Linked DNA regions of Homo sapiens: regions 1, 2, 3 and 5 are each linked to region 4. A link is a loop called in an ENCODE intact Hi-C map of the cell type or tissue named here. Cell type or tissue: PC-3. All regions are shown on one strand. Each heading gives the region's core, and the rest is flanking DNA. Links, peaks and the distances in the headings are about the cores only.

Evidence for each region. Peaks named below come from ENCODE experiments on the same cell type or tissue, not always from the same donor. Only the 100,000 strongest peaks of a DNase experiment are listed, where the experiment ranks them.
Region 1: it touches region 4 in a loop (6-fold over the local background); 51 of 110 quality-filtered maps call a loop at or near these places.
Region 2: it touches region 4 in a loop (2.8-fold over the local background); 2 of 110 quality-filtered maps call a loop at or near these places.
Region 3: it touches region 4 in a loop (2.9-fold over the local background); 2 of 110 quality-filtered maps call a loop at or near these places.
Region 5: a loop joins it to region 4, with 11 times the contacts of the local background. A loop is called at or near these places in 103 of 110 quality-filtered maps.

Annotation. Positions count from the first base shown.
Region 1 is chr14:53,053,123-53,058,122 of GRCh38, forward strand. It overlaps DDHD1 (DDHD domain containing 1), which reads right to left. Exons shown (of 13, transcript NM_001160148.2): 10 at 2,538-2,790; 11 at 1,316-1,507. Among named protein-coding and RNA genes, the nearest start is that of DDHD1, 98 kb to the right of the region's middle. In PC-3, for the core only: CTCF peaks have their summits at 1,980 (motif pointing left) and 2,189; a DNase peak (open chromatin) is centred at 1,979.
Region 2 is chr14:53,019,902-53,026,427 of GRCh38, forward strand. No RefSeq gene overlaps it. Among named protein-coding and RNA genes, the nearest start is that of FERMT2, 72 kb to the left of the region's middle. In PC-3, for the core only: no CTCF peak of the experiment used is centred there; a DNase peak (open chromatin) is centred at 2,890; H3K27ac peaks cover 635 bases.
Region 3 is chr14:52,469,966-52,476,491 of GRCh38, forward strand. TXNDC16 (thioredoxin domain containing 16) reads right to left here. Exons shown (of 21, transcript NM_020784.3): 15 at 547-715; 16 at 72-208. Among named protein-coding and RNA genes, the nearest start is that of TXNDC16, 79 kb to the right of the region's middle. In PC-3, for the core only: CTCF peaks have their summits at 3,813 (motif pointing left) and 4,015; a DNase peak (open chromatin) is centred at 3,826.
Region 4 is chr14:52,957,923-52,964,448 of GRCh38, forward strand. No RefSeq gene overlaps it. Among named protein-coding and RNA genes, the nearest start is that of FERMT2, 10 kb to the left of the region's middle. In PC-3, for the core only: a CTCF peak has its summit at 3,379 (motif pointing left); DNase peaks (open chromatin) are centred at 2,809 and 3,349; H3K4me3 peaks cover 746 bases; H3K27ac peaks cover 1,423 bases.
Region 5 is chr14:52,820,313-52,826,838 of GRCh38, forward strand. All of the region lies in intron 1 of LOC105370500 (a long non-coding RNA gene), which reads left to right. Among named protein-coding and RNA genes, the nearest start is that of GNPNAT1, 32 kb to the left of the region's middle. In PC-3, for the core only: a CTCF peak has its summit at 3,458 (motif pointing right); no DNase peak of the experiment used is centred there.

The DNA of each region.
Region 1 (5,000 bases), core at 1-5,000, 94 kb after region 4:
CACATTAATGACATTACAGAGAACCATGACTTTTTACCTGCTACCTTACAAAATTCTTTGAAATTAATTTTCTTCAGCAGTTAGAGTTTTCTTGACATCTGCATGTCACGACAGAATTTTGTATTTTCACAATCACATTTTTGATATTAAGTAGAAAAGGAAACAAGTCAGAAATAGTATGAGAACTCTTATAGAAGGTAAAATATATTTAATGCAAATATCAAAGTCTAAAAAAGAATTTTCCAGACTTGCAATTATAAAATTTTCAGTGTCCAGAGTCTGGCACAGATATAATTAAATTAAAAATGCTGTTGGCCCAAGTAGGAATGTTCAACCCTATTAATAATTCATCCTGGAGTGGAGTTGACTGTGGAAGAATTATTCAGCCTCTAGGAGTGTCACACCTGAACTTTCTAAGGATGGATGGCAATGAATGCCATCATTTTACAATTTAGAGTAGCAGACACAGTAAGAACACAATACTCTAAGTAACAAATAAAATCTGTTTAAAAATTTCTAGAGAAAGAAAAGTTTTCTCCCTGCTATAGTTACAGAAAAGGAGTAGCTAGTTTCAGAATTTATATTTCATTATAGGTGTCAATGAAAAAATAGGACTTGACGTTTTAGTTTTATTTTACTAGACACCTAAAAATAATGTTCAAGTTCAGACTCTTGGAAGTAAATATATACTAAGTGTATTCGTGTTTCACAACTACTCAACATTTCAAACTTTCTAAGTCCACCGGAGAAAGCTTAAAGATCCATATAATGCTAAGTCCAACATAACTATCCATTTATTTACTCATTTTTTCAATATCTGCTTTACACTAGGTAGCTGGGATAGAATTGGAAGCCATTCAGCAGATCCAATAAAATTTCTAAGCTTTGAATAGAAGTAGGATGACTTTGGTATAGCAGTTTTTAAAGTCTCAAGACCAGATACAGCATAGATCTAAAGCAATAATTACACGATTTTTGAGACTGAGAAGATCACATTAGTAAAAATCTACTTTATAAACTTCAGGGGGTACTTACCCTAAAGAGATTTGTTTTATGCTTGATGGTTAAGACCTTGTGCCACAAGGCCCTAATTACTAATATTCTATTAATTCATCAATGCAGAAAGTAAAACTGCATTTTCCTGGAAATTATTCTTAAAAATATAAGCAGAAGGAAAGCATTTTTTTCTTTCAAAGTTAAGGCACACTTTAGATCTTAGAGTTGACTAGCTAGTATTAATATTTTATACCTCCCTGCCCTCCCCAAGTTTTAAAAAGATACAGTATCAACTTAAGGAAATAATGTATGAACTAACATGCAGAATCGAGGAAGCCAGAACTGCTATGTGGAAGGGTCTGTGTCCCTACGGTGGTAGCAGAAGGTGAGGCAACTGGCTTCTTCTCATCTTCCATTGAGTCTTTTGATGTTTCAGATGACTGTGTTGTAGATGAACGTCCAAATCTTGAGAACAACATTCCTCCAAGTCCCTTTCCAATGCTAGCAGCCCCTGTATTTCACAAAGCAGGGTAGTCATTCTGTTGAATCACACCACACTCTAAGCTAAAGAGCACCACCCATAATTATAGCCAACTGGCAGAGGGACCAAACCCTAGTCATGTTTTTCCAGGGTGGGAACATAAGAAAATTATAATTTATATTGCAGGTTTCTAAATAAAAATGGTGAATAGAATGAGAGTTGTATAAGCTCTAGGAATATAACACAGGAATATATAAACAAAGGAATAAAGATTCTATTTTATTCAAGTGATCATGGTTTATTAAAATATTTGGCAAGATTAAAGTCTTTGATAAAAGAACCATGCCATTGACATGAGTATAGATTTACTATTGATATACTTACTACTGAATTTAAATGGACATGTAAGAAAAAGCCATCAATAAACAATGTATTAACATGAGAAAGTAAAACAGCCAATGAGTCCAGGAGATAAAGCCTATTTATAGTGCCACCTTGTGGTATTTTACATTAAGGCAACTTGTAACCAAAGGCAATGGACAGATTCAAATACCACATAATCGAGTTCCAGTGATACAGCAAACATTGTGCCAGTACTGGAGATCATTCAAAGAAAAATTAAACATCCTTGTTGCCCTCAGGAATCACACAGTTTGAGAGACTTTTAGAATAGATCAGAGAACTGGTTGACAGGGAGCACCCTCTGACACAAGTGCTTTCTCATTTCACAGATGAGCAAGTAGAGCATTAAAAACTATATTATTTACTCAAGATCTCACAGCAAGTGGTAGGACCAAGATTAAAATGAGGGACTTGATTCTCATAACAGCTTTTTCTGGTCCATCCAGCTATCTTATATTCTAAAACTATAAGATCTGATCTAATCAGAGAACTTTAGAGCTTTTTGGGCCTCAAATATGAACATTGGGAGGGTAGTTAATTCTAGACACAGGGATTAACTGCTGGGAGTTTCCTAATACATAGAATACTTCTAGTCCCCCAAACTTATGTCTAGGAAAGTGCTTATATGCATAGATAAGGAATACATAAGAGAAATTACCTAATATGCTTGCTTTGCCTATATTTGTTATAGATTCTCCATAGTGTCGGCGGGACAAAACTGGTGAGGTCACAGGGCTTGGTATGGTTGAAATGCCTTCATTCTCTGAAACTGAGGTAGGTTCTTTAGCTGGGTTGAGAAAGCTTGGCTTCATATGTTCATAAGGTAAAGGATTTGAAGTATTGTACCAGTGGATCTGGACAGGTGAAATGTTGCTGTAGTGTTTCAGTATTAATGGTTCTAATCTATAAGCCTTGATTTAAAAAAAAAAATTCAAAGAAACACAGTGTTAAATCACAATGCTTGGATTTTAGTAAACTGTTCTTACTCTACTGCATGTTAAGTAAACCTCCGAGAAGGAATTTAATTAAAAAACAATAGCTATTTCAAACATGTATTTCTATTTGTTCACTGTTAATATGCACTTGATCTAATGATGAGATTATGAAAAACAGTCTAGGCTAATAGTGTCTATCAATTAGTTTTTCAGAGAAATATTTTTATTATGTTCTGATATGTAACAATTAGATTTATTTTAGTCTTAGGAGCAAAGTTGAAGTAGTAGATGGTAATCCTGGGAAACAGCAAATAAGGCCAATTTTTAATATTTTAGGAGCTCTATTTAAGCTCTGTTTTAAAATAGATTGATACAGTAACAGCATAAATCAGATGCCAGCATAAGAGCATCTGTCTGATGTGAAGTAGCAATGAGACAGCAGAAAAGGCAATGGATACGGCATCAGAATCCCCCAAATTCATATTCTGGTTTCTATCACTTATTTTTTAATTTACATTTTTAGAAAATTTTATTTTTTAAGATGGAGATGGGGTCTCGCCTTGGTGCCCAGGCTGGTCTCAAACTCCTGGGCTCAGGCAATCCTCCCACCTCAGCCTCCCAAAGGGTTGGGATAATAGAGAGCCACTGCGCCCAGCCTCTGTCACTTATTAATTGCATGATGCTTGTTAAGTCACTAGGTCTCGGAGCCCTGAGTTTCCTGAGCTGTAGAAAGGAGGTAACACTTCCTCTCTTACAGAGATGTGAGAAAGAACAGATAACATTTGTAAAAACTGCCTTGCACCGTTCTGACGTAAACTATTTAACAAAGTATTAATTTTTTTAAAAATCACAGAAAAACTATAAAATGAATAATAAAAATTTAAGAGTTTGGAATCCTCCTTTAAAGTTACAACAAAGTTTAAGTTATACAAAGGACAGGGCTCAGAGCAGACCTATGAACTGAAATTCACTTTCAAGTTACGAGACAATGAATAAAATGAGTATATGTTAATGAAATGCTTATTGTCTAGCTGGGTGTATATATATTTTACTTAATCCTAACAATCCTAGAAGGCAAAATATTATCATCTACATCATACAGATAAGATACAATCTCAGAAATAACTTGCCCAGGATTGTGCAGTTTGTATTTGAATCTTATATTAAACTTCCAGTTCAGTGAAGTTAATATGGCAGTTGTAAGTCTTTAACATATGAGAGATTTTCTAAAATTCGAATGGTTAGTCAATGTTATATTTATTTGGTACTAGCTAAAAGGATCCTTTAAAAGACTTTCCACAATTATATGAAGCTATTTTTTCAGAGAATAAATGCTATTTAAAATAGTTTAATATTTAGTTAAACCAGCCTTGTCCCAAAGAAGTATTAAGGGGGCATTTTTCTTGTCTGAAAATCTTACTTGGCATTACACTGTTTAACAGGATGCAAGGTTCTTGGAGTGCTTCCATTAAAAAAAATATTTACAGCATAAACATAATAGAGAATAGAAAAATCCAACATCTTACAATTCTATTAGGCTATAATAAAGTTTTATTTTGATGTTCAGTATTTGAATATTTTCATTTTTCAGAGAGTCTACAAAATACATTCCAATATTGTAGCATACTTTAGATTAAAAAAGTATTTAGAGCAGGATTTTTAAGATTTATGGTTTCTAGGTTACTGGTATTACAATTGGTTAAGGTTTGAAAGTCCAGTAGACTCCTGTCTCTTGTACTAACTGTCTGGGAATAATATTTTTACATTACACTCTTGTATTACAGGTGCAACATAACCAGACCATCTCTAAGGTACTTTATCTCATGAGCCCTAAATTAACCAAAACACACGTTTAATAATCAGATAAATGAAGTGTTTTCATTAATTCGATGGCACCTTGTAAGATGTCTTAGACAGATTTTTACTTTTTGGAGACAGAGTCTCGCTCTATTGCCCAGGCTGGAGTGCAGTGGCACAATCTCGGCTAACCGCAACCTCTGCCTCCCAGGTTCAAGCAATTCTATTGCCTCAGCCTCCCGAGTAGCTGGGATTACAGCCGTGCCCAGCTAATTTTTTGTATTTTAGTAGAGATGGAGTTTCACCATGTTGCCCAGGCTAGTCTCGAACTTGAGCTCAGGCAGTCTGCCTGCCTTGGCCTCCCAAAGTGCTGGGATTACAGGCATGAG
Region 2 (6,526 bases), core at 659-5,658, 62 kb after region 4:
TGGGGTCAGCTCATCCTCAACCACACCCCCAAACCCATCATTAAACTTTAAGCAGAGGATTGGGAACTGCATTTCTTAATTGACACTGGTTTGACTTCTTCTACCGTAACACCCAGAGGATTTATTTTTACCTGTCGCCTCTGATTCTGTTTAAGTTGTCAGAGTCTGTGGGCAACCTATTTCACTGCCCATATCTTAGGCCACCCCAATATTCTTAGGCCCTCTCAACATTGTGCTTTTCTGGTTTCTGACTCCTTACCAGCAAATCTTTCCAGAAGAGATTTTTAATGCAAGTTTAATGCAAGCATATAATGCAATGAGAAAGATGTTTTTATTTTCCTGCCCTCAGAACAAACCTAAAACTTTCTACTTTCCTTAATGGAAACCCATCTCAATTTAAAATCCTTTGAAGAGGATGCAGTCTTAAAAGATGCCTGAACTAGTCCTTGGGCCTCACATGCAAATGACACTGGCTTGCTACTAAGCACAGGGCCTGCACACATCGCCTGGGAAAGAAACAAACCTTTCCCACCAGTAGCCCACAATCTTCTCTAATGAGATGCAACGTGAGGAATCAAACATATAATCGACTCCTTTTTACAGCAGGGTGGTGGTGTCTTTATTTCTTTACCCTGTAGCACCCCAAGCTTGCTGGGAAAGAAAGAAGAGAAAGTTGATTCAGATGGGGGTGGGAAGGGGGATGGGGGAATCACTTCTAACCAATTGTACAAGATCCAAGAGCCAAAAGCAACTCCTTTGTAATTCCTTTCTACCCTACCCCATAGTCACTAATCCAGCTACCATTCTTACCTTGATTCCTGCTGACACAGCCTGGTTTACAGTAATTGACCTCTGCTCGATTCCATTGCACCCTGACTAGACATTTCTCTTTGCATTTACATATAAGAGAGACAATTAACATAGACTCACAGACCTCAGGGATATCGTGAGTCTCCCTTAATACTTTCCCAGGTCTTTAAAGCCCACTTAGATTCTTTAGCCCTTACCCAGGGCTCCAATCTTGTGCCATATGCTGATGATCTCCTCTGAGCCTTAATATTAGCATTGTTCGTACCCACTGCCCTTGGCTTACCTAATTTTGACAAACTTTTTCACTTGTATTGCCATAAACATAATGAGATTGCTGCAGGTATTCTAGGACAACTTTTTGGATCTCATATATGTCCTGTAGCATATTTCTCATGTCAGTTAGACCCCATGGTAGCAAGTATGCCCTCACGCCTGTGTGCAGTTACTGCAGCTGCCACCCTAATTGGCAAAGGCGGTACTCTTATATTAGAATCCTCCATTTACCTCTATGTTCCCCCTACTATGTCTGTCTGCTTTCTTATAAGTTTATAAAACACAGCACCTCTCTACATGATGACCGACCACTTCAGAAAAGCCCTGTTAACCATCCCTCCATCACGTTACATCACTGTAACACTTTAAATCCAGCTACTCTACCACCTCTCCCTGCTAATGAAGAGCTTCACTCCATTTCTCATCATTGCCTTAACACTGTAGAAATGGTCTCAAAGCCACGAGCAAACCTCTTAGCTACCCCTTTGGACAACCCAGACTTACTTCTGTTTTGTGATGGCTCTTGTAGATGAAATTGCCAAGGAAACATAACAACTGGCTAGTTTTCCCACATGAAACACTTGAGGTGTGCTCTTTGCTCATTGTAAGATCAGCCCAAGCTGCTGAACCGATAGCTGTCACTCAAGTTTGCACACTGGCAAAAGAAAAAATGGCCACTCTTTACACCGACTCCAGATATGCCTTTGGAGTCTGCCATACTGTTGGCATAATCTGGAAATGCCTTGAATTTTTAACTTCTGCTGGTGCTTCTATTGCCAATGGGCATATAATTGTTGATCTATTACAGGCTATTTTCCTCCCTACTAAAATTACTGTTGCTTATTGTTCAGCCCATACTAAGGAGTCTGGTATTGTATCTCTTGGGAACAATAGGGCTGACAAGGCTGCTAAATACACAGCCAAAAATGTGCCACCTTTTTTTTTTTATATCTAGTTTCTAAACCTGCCTTTATCTCTAGCTGATACTATTGATTATCAGGCAGATGCTCCATGATCTGAAAAGACAAATGGATACAAAAGCATTCAAAACAATGATCAGATGGATTATACATTGGGCCAAAAGGATTTCCTATGGCCCCCATTCTTTCAGCCTTTTGGCTTGCACTTGTCTCCCATCAAATGGGATGTATGTGCAGATGGAGGATAGTTAAGGACCCAAAAGATAAATGGGCACCAGGTGTGGTGGCTCATGCCTGTAATCCCCGCACTTTGGGAGGCCGAGGTGGGTGGATCACCTGAGGTAAGGAGTTCGAGACCAGCCTGGCCAACATGGTAAAACCCCATCTCTATTAAAAATGCAAAAAATTAGCTGAGAATGGTGGCGGGCACCTGTAATCTCAGCTACTTGGGACGCTGAGGCAGGAGAATTGCTTGAACCGGGAGGCGGAGGTTGCAGTGAGCCAAGATTGTGCCATTGCACTCCAGCCTGGGCAACAACAGCGAAACTCCGTCTCCAAAAAAAAAAAAAAAATTATAATTGGTTCTGCCCTGGCACCCACAAAATTTCTGACCGAATTATTTCCCAGCATACTGCTTGTAAATCTCACCAAATTTCTGTAGGAAACCAATATTCCTCAGGAAGTCCTTGAGGCCTACATTGCCTCTTGTGGCACTCCAAGTGGATTTCATAGATTTACCTCCAGCTTTAGGCTATTCTCACTGTTTGCTTATTGTTTCTATGTTTAGTGGATAGACTGAACGCCATCTGACTAGACGTGCTGATGCCACGACAGTGGTGAATAAATGAATAAGATTATTCTTTGTTTTGGCATTCCTTTATGAATTGAGTCAGACCAAGGAATTCATTTTATAGCAGAAATAAACCACTTGCTTGCAAAAACTTTGGGATACTCATTAAAATTTCATACCCTGATCATCCCTTATCCTCAGGGCAAGTGGAACAGAAAAAGCTAGACATAAAAAGGACTTTGGGGAAAGAAGCATTGGAGGGACTGGGTTGTTTTCACTGCCCTAGTGAGCATGAGCTTGTGTGTGGTGTGGGGAGGGCTTTAGGAGCTGAGGCAGCTGGTGCTTGGTGGGGGTGGGGGAACCACAGTCCACCAGAAAAAGCAGATAAAGTATAAGTTCCCCCACATCTTTAAAAAAAGATTTTATTTAAAAATTTTTTAGAGATAGGGTCTTGCTCTGTCACCCGGGCTGGAGTGCAGTGGTGTGACTTTGACCTCCTGGGCTCAAATGATCCTCCTACCTCAGCCTCCCAATAATTAGGACTACAGGCACGTACCACCACACCCAGCTAATTATTTTGTTTTTTATACAGATGGGGGTCTTGTTATGTTGCCCAGGCTGGTCATGAACTCTTGCTGCCTCGGCCTCCCAAACTGTTGGGATTACATGCCCATGTGAGCCACCATGCACAGTCTCCCACGCTTACTTAATCAAGTCTTCAAGTAACAGAAGCCTCACCTTCATATGGAGACAAGTGGTGAGTTACTGGCCCATCTGAATGACTTACTGTTTGTTCATTGATTAGCAGAAGAGTCCAGGACAAATGCCTGTGAGAATAAATGTGGAGTCATCAAAAAGGAGCATGTACCGGCTGCAGCACAGGGAATTCTACAGAACAGAGGCTCAAAATCAACACATTCTTGAAAATTGTATGATGCATTATCTTAGATGGTAACAGGTTGTAAAAGCACTTTTTATGAATCAGCTAATATTGTGGATTATTAAAATATTGGCTAGGTAGAAACAAAAAATTTTAGGAAAATTCTATCAAGAGACTGCACTGAAATGGCCAGAAGCGTTCCCCTAAATACATAAAACCTGTAATACTTGAAATAGAAGGCATGAATTTACCCCTTTGGAAACAATACTTGGTTGTTCTATGCCTACTGGTATCTCTAAGCCTTCTATTCTTGAATTGAGTGAACCATTATGGAGACTTAAGTGAACAATTCGATGCTATGACTAGTTATATACAGGAACTGACAAGTATACTTGGAGCATATCAACAGGTAAAAATGACACAGCCAGCCTCTGCCAACTGACAATGCTTGCCATCTCTTTTGACGAGGAGATCTATGTACATCAAGGTTTTTAGAAGACATTACCTAGCTAGGAAGGACCTTATGAAGTACTGCTAACAACTTATGCCGCTATCTAAATAAAATAAAAATCCTCATGGATTCCTGCAAGCCATGCTAAGCTAGGTCAGCACTCTTAGGACAATTGAGAGACCCCAGATCAGCACTCTCAGGACAATTTGGAAGACCATCCCTGCAAGTGACCTTAAAGTAAGGATTTCCAGGGTTAATCCCCAGGCTCAGGAAGCAGACAGCATCATGAAGTAGACAATTTTTTCCCAAGGTCATTAAGAAACTTCACTTCCACCGATTTTCTCCCCCATTATGTCTCCTTACTCCAAAACAAAAACAAAAATACCTCTTCCTTTTAATGAAGACTCCTTTTCTTTGGCCATTTATTTAAAGGCTGACTGGAGATTGCGCGTCTCTATCTATCCTGTTTTCACTCTGACTCTCCGCTATGGGCTCTCTTCCAAACTCTATTATGCTTTTATAAACTCTTCCAGTTTTCTCAATAGGCCAAGCAGAAACCTGACATCCTCCTACACCAGTTTCCCAAACCCTGGCATATTAGTTAATCAGATTGCTGTCTATGTCCAACATCTAGATCACACAAAAGAACCTGAACTAGGCCAGGCACGATGGCTCATGCCTGTAATCCCAGCACTTTGGGAAGCCAAGGTGGGCGGATGACTTGAGGCCAGGAGTTCGAGACCAGCCTGGCCAACATGGTGAAACCCTGTCTCTACTAAAAATACAAAAATTAGCTGCCGTGGTGATGCATGCCTGTGATCCCAGCTGCTTGGGAGGCTGAGGCAGGAGAATCGCTTGAACCCAGGAGGCAGAGGTTGCAGCGAGCCAAGATTGAGGCACTGTACTTCAGCCTGGATGACAGAGCAAGACTCCGTCTCAAAAAAAAAAAAAAAAAAACCTGAACTAATTTTAATTCCTGCCAAGGAATGACAGGTACTTGCAAAAAGCTGGTAGACCAAGACTGGAAAATAGATCTATGACAAGATACGGCATTTATCACCAAGAAAACAATGTCACTCTACTTCTCCTCTTGGTGAGTTACTTGGATATGGAAAAACTTTCAGGGAAGCTCAAGGACTGTCCTTTGCTCAGGTAAAGCCATTAGAAGGGAATTTTCCCCTTTGTCTTGAAAACAGGAGTGGTACTGGGCCTTTCCTGTGTGACATACCAAGGCAAGACATACCCTGTGGTTTGATTTCACAGGCAGCATCCTCAAGCCTCTTATGAAGGTCATAAATGGTCCTGACACTGACTCTTACGGTACAAACACTTGTCAAATTACCAGATGTTACAGCTGAACCACAAGCCACCCTTGTGTAACCTGGGGTAGCTCATCTGCTTTCCACATTAGGCTGCCAAGCAAGCTGGTGACCCATGAAAGCTGGTTGGTGGCATAGTTTGAAGACCTGAGAGCCACAGAGCCAATGGTGTGTATTCCACTGTGGATCTAAAGACCTGGGAACCAGGCGTACTGAGGGCAGGAGAAGATAAATGCCTCAGCTCAAGCAGTCAGGCAGAGGGAGTGAATCCTTGTTTTCTCTACTCAGGCCCTCAATGGATTGGATGGTGCACATTCACATTGCGGAGAATAATTTCCTTTACTCAGTCTGTCAATTCAAATGCAAATCTCTTCTGGAAATACCCTCATAGGCACACCCCAGAAGTCATATTTAACCAGATATTTGGGCATTCCATGATCAAGTCAAGGTGACACATCAAATTAACTGTCACAGGATCTGACAAAACTTTTCTTAATATCTCTTATTTAAGTGGCAGGATGGAGGTCTGTGTACTGGGTTATTCAGCAATTAAGAGGACCATAGCTGGTTGGTTAGCCATTTCCTTAAGATTAATGTATGTTCTTTAAATCAGAGGAAAGCCTGGTTACAATGATTGCTTCTGACCCTATCCTGTGCAATTCTTTAAGTCTGGAGAAGCACAAAAGACTATCTAAAAAAGTGTGTAGCAGCAGAAACCTGGAAATGTAAGCTCACTGGATGGCAAAATCACTGGATTCTCAACTGATGAGCCCAAATTAACAAAGTGAAAATTTAAATATTATATATATACATATATATATATATATATATATTTTTTTTTTTTTTGAGACAGGATCTTGCTCTGTTGCCCAGGCTGGAGTGCAGTGGCAAGACCTCTGCTCAGTGCAGCCTCAACTTTCCGGGCTCAGGTGATCCTCCCACCTCAGCCTCCCGAGTAGCTGGGATTACAGGTGTGTGCCACCATACCTGGCTAAGTTTTTAATTTTTTTTTTTAGAGATGGGGATTTGCCATGTTGCTCAGGCTTGTCTCAAACTCCTGGGCTCAAGTGATCCACCTGCCTT
Region 3 (6,526 bases), core at 887-5,886, 490 kb before region 4:
ATTCTTAAAAAATAAAACTAGCAAGCAATGATATACTCTACTGTATAATTTAAAAGCTCAGCTCTGCTTACCTGTTTTCATGGTTGGACTAAATAGTCCCAATACTGACACACTAGAATACAAGATGAGGTCTTTATATAATTCCCCACTTAAATATTCTTCTGCTTCTTGGATCGATGTTATATTCACTGGATATGAAATCCTGTTGCTGGATAAACATATAACTATATTACAAATTAATTTTTTAAGATATTTTCAGTTTGTAAAAAAAAAGCATACTAAACATAGCAAACAATATATTACATAGGATAATATCTTACAAAATATAGAAAATTAAATATTATTCTTAAAGAAAATCAGACTCATTAAACAAAATTGCTATCTCCCGAAAAGTGTTGAAATGTACACAGACTTTCATAAATATTCATTTTGTGATCTCAATTCTAGTATCTTCCTTAACCTATTTTAAGTGTTAGCAAAGTCTGAGAATTAGAACTTCTAAAGACCTAAACATTCAGAGATCTTATAATGAAGCTGAATACTTACAGCTGGATAAATTTTAGGAGATCTTCGGTTCCTAACATTCCAGCATAAGATACTGGGTTCTCGCCTTTCTTGTACATCTTTATGATAGGAAATTCAGTAACATTTTGCTTAGTACATACATCAGACCAATCTGCACAGTTTATTCTAGTAAGAAGCATAGTAGATGTGCCTAAATAAAAGGAAAATGCACATTTGTAATTACTAATTGTAGAAAATGCATTTGCTTAGGATCTTCAGTATTTTTCTATCCCATTCTTATTTTAACCTCTCAGCATGAAACACTCCTGCTTAAACACTCTCTTCCCTTGATCTTTGCAACACCATTCCCTGTTGGCCTTTTCCCTTCCTTTCTAGCTTCTCCTTTTTGTTCCCTTTTGCAGGCTCTTCAGCCAGTAGAGTTGGAGGTCCCTCAAGGCTCAGCTTAAGCTGCCTTCTCTTGTTTTTCTTCACTCCTGTCCTACACAACCTCAATAACCATAGACAATCTAATGAATCCTAAATTTATGTCTTTGGCCCAAACTCCTTGAAGTTCCAGACCCATATATCCTTACTACCTTCTCTGTTTTCCTTTGAACGGAAACCTCCTCAAACTCAACAAGTCTAAAACCATATATGGTTTCTTTTCTGTTTGTTGGTGAACGTTGCTGCTCTTGTGCAACTCAAAAAACAAAGCATCATCTTTCATACCTCTCCATTCCCAAGGCCCTTCATGCCTATTGATTAATCAGCATGTTCTTTCAATTTTACCACCTGAATTTTTAATATATCTAATTACTGTCCATTTCTCTTTACTGCCACTACTCAAGTTGTCGTTCCTCCTGGATAACTACAATAGGCTTCTAATTCGCCTCTTTGAATTCAGTGTGTCTACACTAATGCTAGAGATATCTTTTCAAAACTCAAATATTTTGGTACCAGCTTACCCCCACCAACCTTTTGCAGAATTAAATCTTTCTTACCGTGTACAACTTCAAGGACTAGCCTTCTCTGACACAGTGATCTACATCAGGTTCCCTTGACATATGCTATTATAGAACCATGCTCTTTTCCTTATCTCCTTATGTAATTATATACTATTCATTATCTGATCAACGTCTGTCTCTACCAAGACAACTCCTTGAGAGCAGGGACTATGTCTGTTTATTTATCATTGATTTTCCAGCACCTGCAGTACCTTAAATATGCATGTGAATAAATGACACATGTGAAACTCATCCAGGACTTCAGATACCTATCCTGTCTAAACATTATAATTTCTTTTCAGCCTAAGAAAACACACAGTAGAATCTCAAGCAGAAATTCCTACTTGCTCTATAATAAAACGTGTAAAGTTCTCTAAAATATTATAAATCACTGTGTGGAAAGAGATCAAACACTAAATAAAATAAGCACCATACAACTCGAAAGAATAAATTCTAATAAAAGATAAAATTTAGTATCATACTAGATCAAAGAAGGAATCTTTGTGTATCAATTTAGGATATAGCCTAAATGTTACTTCATCATATGATTAAAATTGTGAATGTGGTATTTTAATATTTTATCACCAAATGTTTTTAATACTGAAATTAATTTGTATATTTTCAAAGATTCTTGATTACTTCTCATAGATGTAATAACTTATCACTTTAGATTTAGTGTTAACAATCTGATAATATAGGCAAGATTTAGTCTGTCTTTTTTTTTTTTGCTTTTGTATATTTGAGATGTAGTCTTGCTCTTGTTGCCCAGGCTGGAGTGCAGTGGCGTGATCTCGGCTCACTGCAACCTTCCTCTCCCGAGTTCAGGCGATTCTCCTGCCTCAGCCTCCCGAGTAGCTGGGACGACAGGCACGTGACACCATGCCCGGCTAATTTTTTCTATCTTTAGTAGAGACAGGGTTTCACCATGTTAGCCCTAGGATGGTCCTGATCTGACCTCGTGATCTGCCTGCCTCAGCCTTCCAAAGTGCTGGGATCACAGGCGTGAGCCACCGCGCCCGGCCTTAAGTCTGTCTTATCACCACTATATCCCACTGCCTTGCACAATGTCTGTTACACAGTATGTACCCAGTAAAAATGTGTAGAATGTACACTGATATTTCTTCACAAATTTTAAATTCTTACATTAAAGGATATTAATACTTGAATTTTGTATGAGCATATAAACAAATATAAACCCTTATTTCTTCCCAAATCAGACCTGCTAAGTGACTTCCTATCAAAGTTCTCTTATCCTTTATTTTAATCATTTTGATATAGGAGTGAAGAAGAAATCACTTAGGCAGATAGCAAGGGTATGGGGAGTCCTCGGTAAGGTTTTTCTTTTTAGTGAAAAGCAGCCCCAAATCTTTTTCTAACAAAGAGCAGCCTGCAAGCTGCAAGGGTGCACGTACCGGCAGGAACTAAGGACTAGACGTTTCCAAGATGGCCGCTCTGTCTTCCCTTCTCTGCCAGCCATGTGTGCTGTAAGGAGCAGACAAGATGGCCCCAGACAACTGGAAAGACCATTTGTATAAGAAGATTAAGGTGGGGCGACCAGACTTCCCTATGCCACTATGTAAATATCATACCTGACTGAAGCAATCTATGAGCCCTATGTAAATCAGACACCACCTTCTCAAACTAGACTATAAAACTCGACACATTCGCTGCCAGCCAGTCCTTTCCACTTGGAGATGCCTTCCTCTATAGAGGAAGCTGTTTCTCTTTCTCTCCTCTCTATTGAACCTCTGCTCCTAAACAACTTGTGTGTGTCCGTGTTCTAAATTTTCCTGGTGCGCGACAACGAACCCCAGGGTATATACCCCAGACAACGCTGCTGCTTTGATTTCATCAATAAACATCTGGTGATGCTTGTTTATACAAAGTGCCACGTTACATATTTTGCCACCCAAGTATGGAATATAGTGCTCTTCCAGCTGCAGTTCTTTCCTTTCAATAAGCATCCTCAGCATGTCTACTACTGCTAAAACTGTGATTATTCCTTTTTCCCTACAGTTGAAATGGAAAACTTTGATGTTATCTTTAAAACCAGAAAAGTAATACTGATATATATCACTAAAAGTTATATAACTACTTATACTGAAGTTATCAATTCCTGTAAAATGGTTCCAATATTTACTCATGTTTCAGTTGGAATAGTCTAGTATTCTAAGGTGCCTACAGTATTACATCCCATATACTTTATCAATGCAGTAATTTCAAATAGGTTCCTAACTTAAAAGAAAAAACAGATTATCTTAGATACAGGTATTATGTAAGTATAAAATTTTGACATTTGCTGCCACCTTGTGACAGAGTAAAAAACATTCTTCATTGTCTTCGACTAAGAGATAACAAATGGCTTTTTCCCACAAAGTCAGATCTGTCAGAAAGACAGATGATAGGACTAAATGCCCAAGGTATTATATTTTCCTAACTTATAAAGTTATAGTATAGGCTTCAACATAGACACAAAACATTGTAATTACCTATGCAATGCATTTCTACATTAAGTTCCCTGAACTTCCAAAATAGTCCATTTATCTGATATCTGATTACCAAAAAAAATTGTTATTCATAAAGAACATAGTGAATGAAAAGGAAAACAAGTCCTGGGTTGCTTAACTACTTTTTTATTCTACAAACACATACAACTCTGAGCCCTTGCATTGAGGGGGCAGGTAGTCTCTTCATTTGGTCATTAATAGAAAAGAATGCAAGGAAATATTTTTCCATTTTCATCTGGTGTCTAATTAAATGGGGTGGAGAGAGGGATAATTAATCATATTCTTGAGGAACATTATCCAATCACTACTTCATTATGATTTATATTTTCTCCTCCTTTGCTTTTCTTCTAATTATTTGCCAATAAGGCTAGAGAATCTAAAAGAAGAAAACTTAAATTTGTCCATAGATTGCAACTTGCCTTGCATAAAGGAAAATGTGAAAGCAAGTAAGAGGATCTGCTTTTTAAAAAAATGATTAGAGGCTGGGCGCAGTGGCTCATGCCTATATTCCCAGCACTGTGGGAGGCTGAGGCAGGTGGATTACCTGAGGTCAGCAGTTTGAGACCAGCCTGGACGCTGTCTCTACTAAAAATACAAAAACTAGCCAAGCACGGTGGTGCACACCTGTAATCCTAGCTACTCGGGAGGCTGAGGCAGGAGAATCACTTGAACCCAGGAGGCGGAGGTTGCAGTGAGCTGAGATCATGCCATTGCACTCCAGCCTGGGCGACAAGAGTGAAACTCCATCTCAAAAAAAAAAAAAAATTACAGATCACAGTGTCTACAGACTTCATTATCCCCTCACTCAGTAATAATCAAAAGTTAGATCAAATGTGGTTGGGAAATAAAAGGAACGGGGACAGACAGAACAGCGTGTGGAGGCTCGCCTCATGAACTTTTGCTCCAAAACTGCAGCAATACATTAGGAAAGCCAAAAGAACCCACAGACCCTCTGAAGGAAGTGATTGCACCTGCAGGACCTGGGAGACACCCCAAATACTGTGAGTGCTCAAACTGTGGAAGTGGGAAAGGCAGATCGTCCACCCCTGAACACACACCCCACCACCGGGGAACCTAAAGGTCTAGATTACGGGAGAAGATTCTGACCTTATCTGGAGCTTAGTCAATTTAGAGAGCTGAGCGAAAGCGAAATACACGGGTAAAGGAAGCAGCAGGAAAATCCCTGTGGACTAGCTGGGTCCCCTACCAAGCCATTTGTGCCTCACCTCACAAGGGGTCCTTGAGGAGGGCTACCAGAGGCACTCAGAGAAGGCCACAGAGAAAAGGAAACCTCCCCCTGAAATTTGTAACAATTTGAACCAATCGAAGAGTCTCCTGGCCAGAACTCGGGGGAGGGCATGAATCCAGCGTGCAGACTCCACAGGCTGGGGAAGAAAGAAAGCCCTACTTATTTTTGCAGCTGGGAGGCAGGTAGCCTGGGGCAGGTTCTCAGCCCTGGTCACCCACTGCCTGGAAACAGACTTGGTGCTGTTGAGTGGGGGCACAGTGGAAGTGAGACTGGCCCTTTGGGTTGTGTGGGAGCTGGGTGAGGCCTGTGACTGCCGGCTTTCCTCCACTTCCCTGACAACCTGCATGACACAGCAAAGACAGCCATAATCCTCTTAGGAACATAACTCCATTGACCTGGGACCCTCACCCTCATCCCCCACAGCAGACGCAGCAAGACCTGCCCAAGTAGAATCTGAGCTCAGACACGCCTAGCCCTGCCCCCATCTAATGGTCCTTCACTACCCACCCTGGTAACTGAAGACAAAGGGCATATACTCTTGGGAGTTATAGGGTCCTGCCTACTGCCTGTTCCTCCCGATACCAATGCACTTTCAAGCCAATGCTCTCTTGAAAGTGCCATCTCCCAGCAGGAGGTAAACCAGCACAAAAATAGTGCATTAATCAACCAAAGCTAAGGACCCTCACAGAGTCCATTTAGCCCTTCTGCCACCTCCACTAGAACAGGTGCCAGTATCCATGGCTGAGAGACCCACAGATGGTTGACACCACAGGACTCTGTGTAGACAACCCCAAGTACCAGCCTGGAGCCTGGTAGACTTGCTGGGTGGCTAGATCCAGAAGGGGGATAACAATCACTACAGCTCGGCTCTCAGGAAGCCACATCCCTAGGAAAAGGGAAAGAGTACTACATCAAGGGAACACTCTGTGGGACAAAAGGAACTGAACAACAGCCTTGAGCCCTAGACCTTCCCTCTGACAGAGCCTACCCACATGAGAAGGAACCAGAAAACCAACTCTGGTAATATGACAAAGCAAGATTCTTTAACTCACCCCCGCAAAAAAATCACACTAGCTCTCCAGCAATGGATCCAAACCAAGAAGAAATCCCTGATCTACCTGAAAAAGAATTCAGAAGGTTAGTTATTAAGCTAATCAGGGAGGTGCCAGAGAAAGGCAAAGCCCAATGTAAGGAAACTGAAAAAAAATTATGCAAGAAGTAAAGGGAGAAATATTCAATGAAATAGATAGCATAAATAAAAA
Region 4 (6,526 bases), core at 863-5,862:
TAAACTTGAAATCATGCCAAATGAATGATACCAGACACAAAAAGTTAGGTATTGTATGATTCCACTTATGTGAAATATCCAGAATAGGCAAAACAATAGAGATAGAAAGCAGATTAGTGGTTGTTGGGAACTGGGGGCAGCGGGGAGGGTGGTGAGGAAAGAATGGGAAGTACTACTAATACGTGCAATGTTTATTTTGAGGGTGATAAAAATGATCTGAAATTAGATAGTGGTGATGTCTGCACAACTCTATGAATATACTATAAACCAGGGGTCCCCAACTCCTGGGCCACAGACCGGTAGCAGTACGTGGCCTGCTAGGAACTGGGCTGCACAGCAGGAGGTGAGTGGCGGGCGAATGAACATTACTGCCTGAGCTCCACCTCCTGTCAGATCAGCAGCAGCATTAAATTCTTATAGGCATGCAAACCCTATTGTGAACTGCACATGTAAGGGATCTAGGTTGCACGCTTGTTATGAGAATCTAATGCCTGATGATCTGAGATGGAACGGTTTCATCCCCTAACCATTCCCCCACCCCACCCTGCTGCACCTCAGTCTGTGGAAAAATTGTCATCTACGAAACGGTCCCTGGTGCCAAAATGGTTGGGGACTGCTGCTATAAACTACTGACATGTATCCTTGAAAACGTTGAATTTTATGGTATGTGAATTATATAATAATAAAGTAATAAAGAAATCAGAAGGGAAAAAAGGGAGCAAAAATAAAAGGCTAAATTGTGAAGTACAGATCCATTTTGAGGACTGTGATAGTCTAGACTCTGTAAGAAGCTGATTAACGAAGTCATGATATGTTTTCTGAAGACGATAAAGCTAAGCAGACAAAGGAGTAGATGGAGTTAGGCCTATCAAGACAATTAGCATGGGAAAATCACGAGGCAGAAGTGAGTATGGAATGCTCACCAGCCAGGAGAAGAAAGGAATAAATGCTAAGGAGATGCTTGGGGTTGGTGGCCACAGAGTGAAGCCAAACCAGGAAGGACAGAAGTTTAGACTCTGTGGTTTAAAAAAAAAAAAAAAGAGGAGCCATTTAAAAATTGGTTTGTGGGCCAGGCGCGGTGGCTTATGCAATCCCAGCACTTTGGGAGGCTGAGGTGGGTGGATCACAAGGTCAGGAGTTCGAGACCAACCTGGCCAACATGGTGAAACCCCTTCTCTACTAAAAATACAAAAATTAGCCTGGTGTGTTGGCATGCGTCTGTAATCCCAGCTACTGGGGAGGCTGAGGCAGGAGAATCCCTTGAACCTGGGAGGCAGAGGTTGCAGTGAGCCAAGATCGTGCCACTGCACTCCAGCCTGGGTGACAGAGCAAGACGCTATCTCAAAAAAAAAAAAAATGTTGATGTGTGGTAGTAATATTATGAAAGCAATGTTCAAGTAAGATTAATCTGGTAAAAACATGCATGATGGTTTGAAAGAGCTAGGGACTGGAATCTGAAAGGTTGGTTCGGAATCTGTTCATAACTTAGATGTAAGAAAAAAACCTTTGGTTGGTAAGATAAATAATAGGGGGTGGAGGATGCAGGGGATTTCAAAAATAGTATTAACAAAAAGTTTCTGAGCATTTTTGATGTTCCAGGCACTGTCAAGTCACTTTAAATGTTCCTTACAATAACCCTTAGTTTTTATTACTATCCTTATTTAATGTGAGTTCACTGATGGACAGATCGGTTATCTGGTTATACAACTTGTCCTAAATAAGCCACACAGCTGGTATGTGGAAGATCTGGGACTAAAACCTAGGTCTAAAAAAAAGATGGTCATAAATGCTTCAAAGTTTTTATGCTGAGGTGACTGGAATAACAGGGGTACTCCTGGACAGGGAAATGGAAGTTTAAAGGAGATGATTTCAGGGAGCCAGGTAAAGATGAAGAGTTTTTAAAAAGTAATACTGAACTTGGGGTGAAAGCATCACATTCAGTGGAAATGTTTAAAGGACAATTAGATAAAGAAGGCTGGCAGTCTTGTGAGACGATCAGATCACACAGAGAAGTCATTAACACAGAAGTGAGCCCTAATGAATGGCTCAGAGTCCCCAAATGAGGCTGCCCCTTGGGTCGCTGTTCCCCACAGGCAGAAGTAGGAAGAAGAGTTATCTAAGGTAACAGAGAAGAAAGGATCAGAGCTGAGAAAAGAATCAGATTAGTTAGGTGAGCCAAAAAAAAAAAAAAGAAGAAAGAAAAACTATTTGAAGAAAGAAAGGTTGGTCAACAGTATCAAATGACATAGAAAAGTTCAGGAAAATAGTGACTGGCAAAAGTTACTCTTAACCTTGCAGAGGACAATTCTAAAGCTGATGGAAAACAGATTTCCAAGAGTTAAAGAAGATAAAGGGAGGTTTGCCAGGGAAAGAAAAGCAAGAAATAAGATGGTAATTTGGAGGTGCACCAGAAACAAAGACACTTTTCAAAGCAAAGAAGACCTAAGCACGAGTAAAGACTATGAAAAACGTAAGGGGGATTTAGATTGATTTGTGGTTATCAGGAAGAACAAAGGAAAAAAAAAGAAAAAGAGAATATAAGAGGAAATATTTGTTTAAAAGATTCTTCATTGGGATAATTCCAAATATCCAGGAGGAAATAGGAAAAGCCCTGCCAAGCTAGAAGAAATACACATCAATTTTCAAGATTGGGTTGTTGGAAGGCTTTAACCATCTTATAAAAGTAGAAAGGCCCAAGAGGCTAGAGTAAGTTGATCACAAATGTATTTAAACAAATACTGTCAATATTAGTCAACGAGAGGGTGGGGCTGCTTGAGTTATTGTGCTGATCGGATGGAAGCCCTTCCCAGGTCAGATCTGGGCCAGGATGTAAGAAAGGAAGGATGTGATTGAGATTAGTTTCAGTATAACTAGGGCAGAGAGTCAGAGGCCATAGAGAAACCAGCGGTGACAGCACAGAAGTGCATTTGCCAGCCTAGAAGTGCTGCTGCCACCTGTGAGAGTCACTGGAAATCCACAGGCCAAGAATCCAGTCCTCACAGCTGCCTTCATCCTACAATGATGGATCAGTGTTTCCTTGTTAATAAACATGTAGGCTTCTCCCTGATTTTTAGTGTTATTTATTGTCTAGCTGGTTCCTCCTAGTTTTGGGTGGCAGGTAAACTGCTGACTCTCAAACCCATTCTGAGAAATGTTCCCTACCCTTTGTCCTTTGTAACACAATGTCCTCTTTAAATGCATAAACCCTCTGTTCTTTCCCAGGAGTTGCAATTCCACTAAAAGAGCCAAACCAGAAAGTCATCTAAAATTTCAACTGCCCTAGGGCCAACTCAGTCCACCTTGGAAGGACAGAAGTGCATGTTATCTACTAGCTCTTGAGAGGGTGCTCTCAGGTGACAGGGAACAGAACAGCAGCTGAACATTGCCATCTGGTGCCTGGGAGGTGTCACTGTATAAACCTTTCTTCTCTCTTGAACTAAATTCAACAAATAATTCATTAAGAATTTAGGCTCGGTGCAGTGGCTCTTAAGCCTGTAATCCCAGCACTTTGGGAGGCCGGGTGGCTGGGGCGGGGTGAGGGGGTGGACCACTGGCATCCAGGAGTTTGAGATCAGCCTGGCCAACATGGTAAGACCCCGTCTCCACCAAAAATGCAAAAAATTAGCTGGGCATGGTGGTGTTCCCCTGTAGTCCCAGCTACCTGGGAGGCCAAGGTGGGAGGATTGCTTGAGCCCAGGAAGTGAAAGCTGCAGTGAGCTGTGATCGTGTCACTGTACTCTAGCCTGAGTAACAGAGTGAGACTCTGTCTCAAAAAAAAAAAAAAAAAAAAAAAGAAAGAAAGAAAGAAAGAAAGAAAATAAAAGGGAGAATTTAGGCCGGGTGTGATGGCTCATGCCTCTATCCCAGTGCTTTGGCTTGGGAGGCCACGATGCAAGGATCACTTGAGGCCAGGAGTTCAGACCAGCCTGGGCAACAGAGCAAGATGCTATCTCTAAAATAAAGCAAAACAAATACAAGAACTTAGTAAACAAATGAAAATGTGTCCCTACACCTATTAAAAGATACACTCTTGACCAGGGGTGGTGGCTTAGGCCTGTAATCCCAGCACTTTGAGAAGCCAAGTCAGGTGGATTGCTTGAGCCCAGGAGTTCAAAACCAGCCTAGGCAACATGAGGAGACCCCCCCAACCTATAAAAAATTTTTAAAACTTAGCCGGCCATGGTAGCATGCACATGTTGTCCTAGCTACCTGGGATGCTGCAATGGGAGGATCACTTGAGTCTGAGTCTGGGAGGTCGAGGCTGCAGTGAGCCGTAATTGCACCACTGTACTCCAGCCTGGGTGACAGAGTGAGACCCTGTGTCAAAAAAAAAAAAAAGATAACTCTTCATTTTTAGGTTCCATATAATTTCCTTCACCATATAAACAGACTCTACTATCTTCCATTTAGATACATAAAGAAACAAGTCCCTCTCGATCACATATCTCCCTATATTTTTACTTCTGTGTTCCTTTAAACACAAAACCACTCAAATGAAAGGCCTGTATGTAATAGCTTTGCTTTCTCAATTTTCGATTACTTTAAAACTCACCCCCACATTTGCATCTGAAGAAAACATGTCACCTCAAAATATGCTTCTTTTTTTCACATCTGTATGAATCAAAACTGCCTCTTTGACATAAAAATTATTTTTGAGCTAAAGGCAATTAAGATGCAGTAGAGGAAAAGCTCTCTTTATCCAACCTCCTTTTCTGCCTAAAGACAGGCTATAAATTCTCCTTTGCTGGAGACCACTCTAGACTCTTACCAACCCAAACATGGCACCAGAGTGATTTGCAAACAAATTTTATCTGTTAGTTTCCTCCAATATATTTAACTTTCCTTAGAAGTCTAAAATTGCTTTTCTTTGTCTGTTCTCTACAAATGTATTGTTCTTTGTTGAAGATGCTGTATATGCTGTATAAGCCATTGATCTGAGTTACTTTTCATTGAAATTTCTCCCAGATGATGTGTGCTGTATGCATTAATTAAATTGTTTGTTTTTCTTTTGTTAATCTGTCTTTTGTTATAGGCATCCCAGCTAAGAACTACGAGGGGTTGAGGGAAAATTATTTTTCCTCCCCAATACCTCTGTTTCTATCAGTCCACTGAGTCAGTTTTTTAATGTCACCAATAATCCTCATGTGGCATAAGAAATGGTGCCCTTTCCATCCTTTTCTTCGAATTCTCTCAGCCGCTTGCCCACTCTCTCTTTCTGAACACACACTCCTCTTGGAGTCTGGACATTGCCGTCTTTGAGCTTTTCCTCTACCTCTCTTTTCTCATTTTTCAGACTTCCTTGCTTTCTTGCTGGCTCATCCTCTAGCTGATCTCTGAAGTCAGCATGCTATAGTACCTCTTTTCTTCTCTACATACATTCTCTCTCCAGCTGATCTCCTCATACCTTGAGGCTTAAAATACTATCTCTCTGTTGATGATTTCCAAACCTCTAGCCCAGACCTGTGCTTGAAGCTCCAGACCTGTAGATCCATGTGTAGTAGGCACTTCAAACTAAAATGTGCAGTGTGAGACTCTGGACTTTTCCTCCAATATCTACTTCTGCCCCAGTATTTTTCATCCCATCAGATAATATCACCATTCAACCCATTTGCTCAACTTACAAACTAGGAGTCAACCTTGATTTTCCACTTTCCTTTACTGCCAGTCTGCAATGACTAGTTTAACACTACATCCTGTTGGTCTGTCTCTAAAACAGATCCCAAATTGTTCCACTTTTCTCCACCTCCACCACCCCACCCTAATCTTAGCTACTGTCTTCTCACTTATATTATTTATTCAGTAGCCTCCTAAGTGGCCTCTCTGATCTTTCCCCTTCCAATCCATTTCACTACACAGCAGCCAGAGTGATCCTTTAAATCTGTAAATCACAACATTTACTCTTCTCTTAATAACATCAGTAGCTTTCCATCACACTTAGAATAGAATCCAAACTCCTTATCATGGCTTGAAAGGCCTCACAGGATCTGGACCGTCTACCTTGCTGACCTCTTGCTCACTGTATCCAGTCATTCAGGACTCCTTACTTTTCTATCTTAGCACATACCATTCCCTTGGCCCCCAGGCTTTTCCCTGCCTCTTCTTGTGGCTCTATGTTTCTCAGCCCCAGTATCATCCCTCAGCAAGGCTTTTCCTGGCCAGGCAGTCTGTAGTAGCCTTTACCACACTGCATCCCCACCACCCCATTACTTTCTATTTCCTCATTTGCTTTTGTTCTCCTATAAAACTTACCAAGAATTCAAAATTATCACATTTGTTTGTTAGCTTATGATATTGTTTGGCTCTGTGTCCCCACCCAAATCTCATCTGAAATTGTAATCCCCATGTGTCCAGGGAGGGAAGTGATTGGATCAAGGGGGCAGTTTTCCCCATGCTGTTCTCGTGATGGGGAATGAGTTTTCATGAGATCTGATGGTATTATAAGTGCCTGGCATTTCCCCTGCTTGCACTCACTCTCTCTCCTGACACCATGTGAAGAAGGATGTATTTGCTTCCCCTTCTGCCATGA
Region 5 (6,526 bases), core at 891-5,890, 140 kb before region 4:
GCAGGAGAGTGTGGATGAGAGGCTACCTCGGTGTGTCATTACAACAAATTAGGTAATATACCATCATTTGCTGTTGTTGTTGTAGTTTTCCTACCAGAATGGAAAAGCACATGAAGTTTCATTGATTCCACAGCTGTGTATTTGTACCTATGTATGTGCAAGGCTCTGTGCTAATAAGCTCTGTGAATGTAATGGTAAATAACTAAAATATAGTTGGGCACATTGGCTCATGCCTGTAATCCCAGCACTTTGGGAGGCTGAGGCTGGTGGATCACCTGAGGCTGGTGGATCACCTGAGGTCAGGAGTTCAAGGCCAGCCTGGCCAACATGGTGAAACCCCATCTCTACTAAAAATACAAAAATAGCCAGTTGTGGTGGTGCACACCTATAGTCCTAGCTACTTGGGAGGCTGAGGCAGGAGCATTGCTTGAACCCAGGAGGTGGAGGTTGCAGTGAGCTGAGATCACGCCACTGCACTGCAGCCTGGGTGACAGAGCAAGACTCCATCTCAAAAACAAAACAAGACAAACAACAAAAAACTAAAATACATCAAAGTACCCAGAAGTAGATACTTTATCGCCATCTTAAGTAAAAACAAAAACTATCTCAAATTTTTTTGTGAAAATAAATAGGATGGCCTGTGTAGCTTGGGACATGGTAGGTGCCCAATGAATGAGAGTTTCAAAGATGGCCTAGCCATATGAGATGTGTAAATCTAGATTAAACATTGATTTTAAAAAATAAGACTCACGCATATATGTAATCCCAGCACTTTGGGAGGCCAAGGCAGGAGGATCACTTGAGTGTAGGAGTTTGAGACCAGCCTGGGCAACATGGTGAAACCCCATCTCTACAAAAATACAAAAATTAGCCAGGCATGGTGGAACACACCTGTGGTCCCAGCTGCTCAGGAGGCTGAGGCGGGAGGATCAATCGAGCCCAGGAGGCCAAGACTGCAGTGAGTTGTGATCGTGCCACTGCACTCAAAACTGGGTGACAGAGTGACACTCTCATAAAATAAATAAATAAAGCTATAAAGAACATCATTGGGACAATTACAGACATTTCGATTTAAGCTGGATATGAGATAGGGCATTACTGTTGATTTTCTTAGGTTTGATAATGACATTGGGGTTATGAAGGAGAATATCCTTGTTCTTAAATGATGCTTCAGGGAATATTAGGAAAAAAGTGTCATGATATCTGTGACTTACTTTCAATGGGATCAGAAATAAAAATAGATAAAGAAGACTGTTACTAATAGCCAGATGAAGGTGGCGGGTTTATGAGTGCCCATTATTCTATTCTCCCAAATTTTAAGGATGTTTGAAATTTTTCAAAATAAAAACTTGGATAAAAAAAATAGTTCTTTTTACTCTTCCCTGTTTAAAAAAAAAAGTTATTATGCAATTTCCCAGACAGAATCTATTCCCAAACTATGAATTAGAAATTGGAGATCATACAAACTGGAGGAAGATTCAGAAAGGATTTTGTTGTTTTTCTTTTAAATCTAAGTTACACCACTCAAGGGTAAACTTAGATCTGAGGCAACACTGTTCATGAACTTTGTCACAACAAATATTGAATGTTTATTTGCCTGAACTCCGTTTAACCTTGCACATTCACCTTCGTGTTGGCGAAGAGTTGTATTTCATAATTCCTAGCAAGGCAATGCCACCTAGTCCATGTAAGTGTTCATATTATGGCACACCTAGGGGCGTGGTGGGCAGTGGAGCCAGGACAGTTAGAAGATGCAGTTTCACTTGGTGAGTTTACAATTTAATTGGAAGCAAAACATGATGAAGCTGAAGAACACGCTCAGAACAATTTGGAAACTACAAGTTAAAACAGCACAGTTCCCTGGGAGGTGGAGGTTGCAGGGAGCTGAGATCAGCCATTGCACTCTAGCCCGGGTGACAAAGTGTGACTCCGTTTCTAAATAAATAAATATAAAATAAAAAGCACAGTTCCAAAAGTGGTAATAAGGAGGAAGCCATTGCTAACATTGGTGTGGAAAAAAATCTGTGGTGATAATTCAGATGTTAACAATGACCAGACGTTTGCTATAGATGTCACACTTCTGCAGAGATTACATTTTTCTTCAAGTCCCAGTAGATTCAGGGTGCCACCATTGGAATTTTCTGTTGCTAGCCACATTTCCAATTTAGGGATTCCTTCCCTGAAGTTGAACCCTAGAATGGCATTGTGTATCTAACCATGGAGGAACTGTTTTTGTGACCATAGTTTCAGCAAGTCCACAAAGCCCCCAGGGTAAAGAATGTATCCAGTGTACCCAATATATATTGTATATACAATATATCACAGTATTAGGTAGACATCTTTGATCCTTAGTATCAGACTTAAAAGAGAGTGTTACTGATTTTCCTAAGGAATGTGAAAAAGAATAGTTGATCCCCTAAAAAGTCATGATAGGCTGGGCGTGGTGGCTCACACCTGTAATCCCAGCACTTTGGGAGGCCAAGGCGGGTGGATCACCTGAGGTCAGGAGTTCAAGACCAGCCTGGCCAACATGGTGAAACCCTGTCTCTACTAAAAATACAAAAATTAGTTGGGCATGGTGACAGGTGCCTGTAGGAGAATCGCTTGTATCTGGGAGGCAGAGGTTGCAGTGAGCCGAGACCGCGCCATTGCACTCCAGCCTGGGCAACAAGAATGAAACTCTGTCTCAAAAAAAAAGAAAAAGTCATGATAGGGGAAAGAAAATGACCTAGATTCATATAGGAGCTAAGAATTCTTACAGCTACTATTGTCACGCGCGTCCGTGTGAAGAGACCACTAAACAGACTTTGTGTGAGCAACAAGGCTGTTTATTTCACCTGGGTGCAGGCGGGCTGAGTCTGAAAAGAGAGTCAGCAAAGGGTGGTGGATTATCATTAGTTCTTACAGGTTTTGGGATAGGTGGTGGAGGTAGGAGCAATGTTTTGTGGGCAGGGGGTGGATCTCACAAAGTACATTCTCAAGGGTGGGGAGAATTACAAAGAACCTTCTTATGGGTGGGGAGAATTACAAAGAAGCTTCTTATGGGTGGGGGAGATTACAAAGTACCTTCTTAAGGGTGGGGGAGATTACAAAGTACATTGATCAGTTAGGGTGGGGCAGAAGCAAATCACAATGGTGGAATGTCATCAGTTAAAGCTATTTTCACTTCTTTTGTGGATCTTCAGTTGCTTCAGGCCATCTGGATATATAAGTGCAGGTCACAGTGGATATGATGGCTTAGCTTGGGCTCAGAGGCCTGACAACTGTGACATTCATTCTAAAAGTTTTATCCGATGTGATAGACCTATTACAATTCTCATATATTTACCCAGGCACTTTCTGCAAGTATAAAATATATTGACTTAATATTGTATTGTTAAGGCTAAAAAATCATTTTTAATAAATGAAAAATGTACAAAAGTATTCCTTTTTACCTCTAGGTGGTGCTGTGTATCGTTTTTTGTGAGCACAAGTTGCCTAGTTTTTAAATTGGATGGACTCAAAGATTAACCATCTTATTTTACAGATAAACTAAGATTCATTGAAATTTTGTTTTAAGATAAAAATTCTGGTTTGAGGCAGAGCCAGGATTAAAGCCTTTTTTCGGTAAAGTGTTTAATGTACGAATCATTTTACAAAAAGTATTGTCATTCCAAAGTTATTGCAAGCAGTATTACACAGTTGTGACAAGTTTAAAATTTTATTTTATTGATTTATGACATTTTCTTAGAAAGTTCTAAAAGAGGCCGGGCGCAGTGGCTCACGCCTGTAATCCCAGCACTTTGGGAGGCCAAGGTGGGCGGATCATGAGGTCAGGAGATCGAGGCCATTCTGGCTAACACGGTGAAACCCCGTCTCTACTAAAAATACAAAAAAAATTAGCTGGGTGTGGGGCAGGCACCTGTAGTCCCAGCCACTTGGGAGGCTGAGGCAGGAGAATGGCGTGAACCTGGAAGGCAGAGCTTGCAGTGAGCCGAGATCGTGCCACTGCACTCCAGCCTGGGCAACAGAGCGAGACTCCATCTCAAAAAAAAAAAAGAAAAAAAGAAAGTTCTAAAAGAGAATGATTCTCCAAATTAAGATGAAAATAGATAGTAATGACAGATAATGGACTATCATTATGTGTACATCTAAATTACTTTACCAAAGAAACTCCCAATGGTTAAAGAACACAGATAACTTGCTGAAAAGGAAATAAAAATTGGTAATACTTACATGAAAATCTATTCAAAATCACTAAGAATCAAAAACTAGAATAGCAACACGGTCTCCCCTTGTCCCTTTCAGATGAGCAAAAATGTCCATAAAGTGGTCATCTTTCAGAGATGCTGAGTCAGTGGTAAGACAGGCATTTCACCCACGGGCAGTAGGAGCATAAATTAGTACAATATTCTGAAAGTTAATCTGACAGATGTTATCAAGAACCTTAAATTCTTCAAACTCTGACGTAGTAGTTCAACTTCTAGTCTGCTCTCGTAGGAAATAAACAGAAATATGGAAAACTTATGTGCAAAGATATTGACTACATCATTACATATGGTACTTGTAAATAAGAAAATCATTACATAAATTAGGGTATGGTTATGATATCTCACAGCCATTTACAAACTTTTTGCAAATAATTTTAAATGACATAGGAAAATATTCATAATACTATCCTAAATTAGGAGACTAAAATCTATTAGCATGGTATTAGCTGTATAAAAATATTACAGTATTTGGAGAAAAAGAATGAAAAACATTCAAATATTAACAAAGGTTATCTGAATATGAAGAGTATGAGTTATTACTTCTTTCAGCTTTCTTTTATTTTTCGAGTTTTCTATGAAGTATAAATAGTACTTTATAGACAGAAAAAATGTTATTTTTAAAATGAAATAAGTAGCATTTGGAGTGATTTTGAAACCCATCATTCTGAAACTTGTCATTCAATCATCTGCGGCTGAGAGTTTTTCAGCTTTCCCGTTCTCCTCCCTTAGACTGGCAGTGAGAATGAGAAGGAAATGCTACACACAGCTTCATTTCCTAGAGTCAGAATCATTATGTCTCACTGGCTTTCCCTTTTCGCTCTTTGATTATGATTGAGAAAACTTCAAAACCCTAAAATCTAAAGTTTATTTTAGACAGCAGTGAATAATCATGTCTAAACAAATCTCCCTGAATATATATATTATCCACTTTTCTTCTTCAGGGTTTTCCCTCTCCCTCATTCATTTTATTCTATGAATTTTTTTTTTTTTTTTTTTTTTTGAGACAGGGTCTTACTCTGTCGCCCAGGCTGGAGTGCAGTGGTGCGATCTCAGCTCACTGCAGCCTCAGTCTCCCCAGCTCAAGCGATCCTCTCACTTCAGCCTCCCCAGTAGCTGGGAATACAGGCGAGTGCTGCCATGCCCAGCTAATTTTTGTATTTTTGTAGAGGCAGGGTTTTGCCATGTTGCCCATGCTGGTCTCAAACTCCTGGGCTCAAGCAACCCTCCTGCCTTGGCCTCCCTAAGTGCATGAGTCACTGCACCTGGCCTTATTTTATGATTTTTTTTTTTATTATTGACTCAATTATTACAACTTAATTGTATGCATGATAACTCATCAAGTGCTCTAATGTGAAGCTCACACATTCAGATGTCTTGTTAGCTTCTCCTTAGTTTATCCTAAAACCGGTTACTAAAAAGACTCTCAACTTAAACTAGACTCTTGCTAGCTCTCAATACTAAACTTAAAACATTCATTCATTTTTGGAGGAGAAAATATTGGTTCATCTGAAACTTCTTTTTAAAATTCAGATTGTCTTCTTAATGATGAAAATCATAAAATGCATATTCAGTGTAAGTAGTGAAAAAGTCTAGAATTACACTGCAAGAGACCTTCACATGTGTCCTAGAGATTGGTTAGAAGGACAGTTAGGAAGTAACAGTTTAGCATTTCCATCTGGCACTAACTATTTGTGTGATATTTGACAATTTTTTAAAAAATGTTTGTTTTAATATATTTTTCTTTCACCATCCACATTTCCACAATGGCAAATTATTTATGCTCAGTTTCTTTGCCTATAAAATTAAGATGGGGCTGGGCGCAGTGGCTCACGCCTGTAATCTCAGCACTTTGGGAGGCTGAGGCAGGTGGATCACTTGAGGTCAGAAGTTCAAGACCAGCCTGGCCAACATGGTGAAACCCTGTCTCCACTAAAAATACAAAAATTGGCCGGGCACAGTGGCTCACGTCTGTAATCCCAGCACTTTGGGAGGCCAAAGCAGGTGGATCACAAGGTCAGGAGTTCAAGACCAGCCTGGCCGAGATGGTGAAACTCCATCTCTACTTAAAAAAAAAAAAAAAAAAAAATTAGCCAGGTGCAGTGGCAGGCACCTGTAATCCCAGCTACTTGGGAGACTGAGGCAGGAGAATTGCTTGAACCCGAGTGACAGAGGTTGCAGTGAGCTGAGATCGTGCCACTGCACTCCAGCCTGGGCGACAGACTGAGACTCCATCTCAAAAACAAACAAACAAAAAAAAACAAAAATTAGCTGGGCAT